2 separate regions of the Homo sapiens genome follow, and region 2 is linked to region 1. A link is a loop called in an ENCODE intact Hi-C map of the cell type or tissue named here. Cell type or tissue: CD4-positive, alpha-beta T cell. All regions are shown on one strand. Each heading gives the region's core, and the rest is flanking DNA. Links, peaks and the distances in the headings are about the cores only. Region 1 overlaps MED13L (mediator complex subunit 13L). Region 2 overlaps MED13L (mediator complex subunit 13L).

Region 1 (2,920 bases), core at 310-2,809:
GAGATTGAGACCATCCTGGCCAACTTGGTGAAACCCCGTCTCTACTGAAAATACAAAAAGTAGCTGGGCGTGGTGGTGTGTGCCTGTAATCCCAGCCACTTGGGAGGCTGAGACAGGAGAATCGCTTGAACTAGGGAGTTGGAGGTTGCGGTGAGCCGAGATTGTGCCACTGCACTCCAGCCTGATGACAGAACGAGACTGTCTCAAACAAAACAAAACAAAAACAACCAAAAAACCTAGGTGATGGGTTAATCTGTGCAGCGAGTCACCATGGCACATGTTTACCTATGTAACAAAACCTGCACATGTACCCCAGAACTTAAAATAAAAGTTGATGGGGAAAAAAAATTGATAGGAGAAGATAAAGCAGGAAAATATTTAAGTCTTCATTAGATCTTTTTACTTAATAATTCTTAATTTGTATTAAGTCACTGAGTTGAATGTATTTAAGACATTTGATATTAAAATTAAATTGGAGTGACAGACTTGTTTCAAATAAAATATGTAATTGTAAACAAGTTTTATGGTGGGGAGTAGAAATTTCAAAAATTGGTAATCTAAAAGGATATTAAACTGAATAAGAATTATTGTGATCTTTTCTTCTCCCTTAAAAAACATTTGACAAATTTATGAAGAAGTGTTTTTTTTTTTTTGCTGGGAGGAGGGGAGATAGGGTCTCACTATGTTGCTCAGGCGGTTTCAAACTCCTGGCCTCAAATGATCCTCCTGCCTTGGCCTCCCAAAGTACTGGGATTACAGGTGTGAGTATGAGGAAGTATTTTTGAGTATAATACAGGAGGCTTCCTCATTTCAATATTATTAAGAAGGATGATTAAATTTATCTGAACTTAATATGAGCACTAATAAGGTATTCAGAAGAGTATAATTGGTTTGACAAAAAACATTTTATGTTGACAATTCTGACTATTGAATTTTCATGCCCTAAAGAGAAATAAGGAAAAACATACATATATCTAACTGGAACATTTGGAACTAGCTCCTAGTATTTGTGCCTGCATGTAAGCCTGGCACAATGCTACTTAAGAAGTTCAAATGTTACCTCCTCTGACCACCACAGGCAGAACTAGTTACCCCCTACCTCCCTCTGTGTACCTCTGATCATCAGATGAGCTTCTGCAGGAGAGTGACCCTGTTGAAATCATCTTTGCTAGGTGCTCATTAACTATCTGTTAAGTGATGGAATTCCTGGACGATTATTCTCCATTCCTCAAGGGAGCTCTTATTGACCATTTGGGTCTTGATCACAAGTATGCTGTTTTTATTTCAGCTTATTTTGATGATTAACTCTGTGTTCTGAATATATTTTATCTAGACTGTATGTACTGTGGCTTGGTAATATTTTAGATGAATTCTAGAATTTCCTTATTAAAGACAATTCCAACTGATCATGAGACATGTTCTTACTCCTCAAAGGAATAAGAATTCATTTAGTGTTTAGATTTTCTGTAGCATAGTAGGCAACCTATAGATTTTTGAGCCTTCTGGGGATTTTGTTTGGGGGCTTGATCCAGAATTCCTTTACTTTCATTCTTTAAGCTGTATAGCAGTGCTTTTGTTCAACATTCAAAAGATTGTTTTCTATGAGCCCAGTAAAATGGGAAATAACCTGGTAGTAGGGAAACTTGAGTTGTATTAAACATTTTTACTAGTATGATCACGTAATAGTTCTGTGCCTCAGTTTCTCCTGTAAACTTGGTGTTGGAGGGCAGGAGGCGTGAAAAATCATTTTGAGTACCTTTTAAGGAAAGCGCTTTGGATGACTAGATGATGTTCTTTAGTAGGAAGAGACCTTTAGTAAATTACAACTAAAGTTATAGAGTAGCCCGAGGCAGTTAACCAGGAGATTGGAATGGTAAAATGACTTGTTTTAAGTATAGCATTTATGTTGTGTTTGTATTTTTTTCTAGGGAGCAGAGGATTAAATTGTTCTTGTGTCTTTCCTCGTAAATAAGCCAAGATTGAGAAGAAAAACTTGAAATTCATTTTTAGTTTTTAACAGTTTTTCGTTACAACCATATATGATTCACAGTTGCATGGTGTGCCTTTAATGCGCTGGGTGATTTTGCTGTACCAACTCTGAGCTATAGCTGGCTGAGATTGGGAATTGAACCGTGGCTCTTATTTGGTAGTTTAAGCTATTAATTCCTTGGCAGTTCTGGAGTGCTCTTTGAACTTTAAATAGCAGTTCTATTAACACTTTGAGATTTGTCTCAGGGAATGTCAGGAATAGTACTTAATAAATATATTTTTCTTCTTAAAGACTAAATCATGTTTTAGTTTGACACACATGTCACAACCCTTACTGTGTTTTGAACAGAGAGAACTCAGCTACTGGCTAATTTCTATTTTCTGTTTAATAATGTGGCAGTATCTAAAAATATTGTTTAGGCTTGTTGAAGGAAGGAAAGCCCTCCCACGAATCTGTAGCGTTTGTATTAGTCATGTTGAATATGAATAGTGTCTTAAGTTGTATCTAGAGGTTTAGAATTTTACATGTAGGTGGTCTCCTGTGTTCTAAAATACTAGAAAAAGTTAATTTGTAAGTTTGTTTTCACAAAAAAACTCCCATCTCTTGCTACAAATGATGGTTAGCCTATTTACCTTGTATATTGTACTTAATTAGGTCTATTATAAAACTCAAATGCTATTTATAGCAGCATTTTTGTGGGAATAAACTTATGCTTAGTGTTCTCATGTAGGGTGTCAGGAGCACCTTTTCTCTGACTTATAGTCCTGGCAGTCAGAGCGGGAGCTATAGCTCCTCTTCTAGGCCAAGGAGAGGATTGCTGTGTGGAAGAGTGTGGAGAGGTGAGGATGGCTCCCTGTGGGAAGAGCAGCAGTTTTGAAGGCAGGTTTTCCTTTCCCTGCTTGTGGGCACCCACTGCTGCTTTCTCTTTGC
Region 2 (2,920 bases), core at 246-2,745, 140 kb after region 1:
TTTTTAATTGCTTAATTGTACAGACTGCTAACTTTGAAAAAGTATTTTCCAATATTTTGGTTTAACTATGATCTTTCAATTTATGACAAATATTTTTTTCCTGTCAACTACCAAATTCTCTATAAACTACAACCCAGCAACACACATGTGTAAACCAACAGAAGATTGCATTTGTGTGTATGGAAAGGTGGTTCACTTTTTAAAATTCCTTAAGAAAACTGACTTTATATGTTGTCAGTATAATGTGGCTTATGACTTTTTTCTAATTTAAATTAGGGCCTTTATATTTACAGTTAAAACCTTCACCAGGTGCAGGGATTGATGGGCGTTAAGTGAAATGATAGACTGATCTAATTATTCTACATTCTTGTTTTTAACCAAAGTTACATTTTATAAACTGTGGTATAGTAGAAAGCAGTTTTTTTTCTGTCTTGGAGTAGCATTTTATATTAAGGAAAACAAATTATTATCTAGTAAAAGTAGATAACAAAGTGAAGAGAACAAATTATTTTGTTGTAAGATAATGGAAAAAAGGATACTACTGTTGAATTTTCTAGTCCTATAGTGAAAGAAGTGGAAAGAAGGTAGACCAATAGTCATTACTGTTTCAGTGACAAAAATAATTTTGTAATTTCTGCCTCCAAAAAATTGGATTTATAGAATGAATTTCTGTAAGAGTCTTTCTGCAATATTTGCCATAGACTGTCAAGCTGAAATAAAAGCCAAGGTACCCATCAGGTCTCAAGGAGATGGCACTGAGTTTGGTCTAAAGAAACCTTTGTGCACCAAGTCTTCACAGTAGTCAGTCAGTCTCTGTCTCTCTCTGTCTCTCTCTGTCTCTCTCTGTCTCTGTCTCTCTCTCTCTCTCTCTCTCTCTCTCGTCTTTCTCTCTCTCTCTGCAGATGTTATTTTTGCTACATTTGCTATTTTAACCTGTCAGTTAAAAAATAATTACTATGTCAGTATGGCTGGCAGCTCATATAGGAAAAATATGCTGTCTCTTAATCAAAGGTGATTACAGTTTTCCCCTGTCTATAAATGTGCTTGTTGTGTAACGAGAATGCATTAGTCTCAGCCTGATGTACGAAATGAAAGGCAGTAAGAAGCAGCACCATTGTTATCACTCCAGGCGTGTCTAATGAATCGTGTTTCCATGTTCTCTCGGTCACGCCGTAGAGTGCCCTCAGCCAGGGCTAAGCCTCCTGTAAAATGCTCTTTAAGATTATTGTAGCAAGAACAGAAATGCTGCATGGCTGGGGGTGGGGAGAGAATGCCAACGAGACAGCTGCATTTCAAACAGTTACAGCTGCAAGGATTACTCATAGTAATAGCAGTGACAGACAACTGTTTGAGCTTTAGTGTAAAAGGCAATTTGGGGACTTGCCCTGTCAGAATTTTAGTAGCAAGCTTCTGTGTGCACGTGTGTGTGCATGTGCGTGTGTTTTTTATTCAAATTAGTTTGTGTCTGAAGAGTGGAAGGAAATATTTTAAATTTTTACTTCTCAATTGTGCTAATGTTGAAATCAGTAGTTGACTCATCTTTATTAAAATCATTGTCCTAGAGGAAGTTTATAAAATGTTTATTTGTAGCAATGATGAATTTAAATGTATATGTTCTAACTGAATCACATGTCTGCTTTTCCGTCTCAAAATTTATCTTGTGATGATTCCTGTTTTAAAAATATTGGTTTTCCTTGTAATTTCTGAACATACAGCCTTGTTTAATATAGGATCCTTATTTTAAAAATTTATTTCAAATATGATGTAAGCTTATAAAAGTAATGCCTGTCATGAAATCTGGAAAATACTCAAAGAGGTAAAGGAGAAAACAATCATTATTCTAGCAGAGATAACTGTTAATTTTAATCCTTCTGGACCCTTGTTTATGCATTCTAGAGCATATTAAGAGCATGTTAATCATTTTAAAGGTTAAAAATGGTAATCATTTTAAAAAATATTTGGAAGAAGTAGCAAATGGGGACAAATTTGGTTTTGAGAAGTCAATAACAGCCATTGTGCAAGATTTCTTTTTCAGTGTGCAGCTATTAAAGTAACATTGCAGCCTGTTTTCTGTAGCAGTTGTCTTTTGAAGGCCTTGTACAGTTTATCTCGAAATTTAGTTTTATGGTTTCCTTCAATTTAAAGTTTGCTGGCTTTACAGGGAGTCTTGTGATCCATTGAAATGCTAACTTGGGTCGTGTCTCAACTGCTACAATGCTGTGTAGAAACTGTCATTAAAATTCTGGTTATCCTGCAACTGGCAGAGAACCCATGCTGATTCCTTAGGAAGATAGTACACTGTTAAAATTTTGAATCGCAATTGTGCTTCTGTCTGCCAAATATTATCAATATTTGTAATCACTTAAGGTTGCAAATAGTTTGAAATAAATGGAACGTTTTAGTATGTATCTTCTATCCATGATTCTTATTTGTTTGATGAATTGACATCGGGAAGGTTACAATCCATTTCCAACATAGATTTGTTAAGTGATACTGAATATTTTACACTCATGAGCAATTCAAGAAATCAGAGCTCTAAATAGGTTGAAGTTGATATAAGTAATAAGTCCATTTAGTTATTAATGACTTCAAATATAGATTCTACCAGGCAACTGATGGCAGCATAAATTGATCAGTCAGTGGTGGTGTAGTGTTGTAAGTCATTGGATTTTTTTATGTGTGAAGTGCTATATTTCATAATTAATGTAGCATTGTGCTCCTTTGTTACTGAGTTTCTTTGGTAAGTCAGTTTTTAAGAAAGCAGATACTTCAAAATCGTTTATTTATCTTGGTATCCTTCATTTGCTGCAGTTAGATTAAGTGGATACATGTTTCCTTGTTGTAATATCTGATTAGTGTAGTTTTTGGAAGTAGATTTAATAATTCAGAAGATTTTTTTTTTTAAACACTACGATGCGTT

The links. Hi-C counts contacts between places; a loop is a spot of excess contacts. Peaks named below come from ENCODE experiments on the same cell type or tissue, not always from the same donor. Only the 100,000 strongest peaks of a DNase experiment are listed, where the experiment ranks them.
Region 2: a loop joins it to region 1, with 2.4 times the contacts of the local background. A loop is called at or near these places in 2 of 110 quality-filtered maps.

Annotation. Positions count from the first base shown.
Region 1 is chr12:116,266,365-116,269,284 of GRCh38, reverse strand. All of the region lies in intron 1 of MED13L (mediator complex subunit 13L), which reads left to right. Among named protein-coding and RNA genes, the nearest start is that of MED13L, 9.9 kb to the left of the region's middle. In CD4-positive, alpha-beta T cell, for the core only: no CTCF peak of the experiment used is centred there; no DNase peak of the experiment used is centred there.
Region 2 is chr12:116,122,084-116,125,003 of GRCh38, reverse strand. The region is part of intron 2 of MED13L (mediator complex subunit 13L); the gene reads left to right. Among named protein-coding and RNA genes, the nearest start is that of MIR620, 25 kb to the left of the region's middle. In CD4-positive, alpha-beta T cell, for the core only: no CTCF peak of the experiment used is centred there; a DNase peak (open chromatin) is centred at 1,393.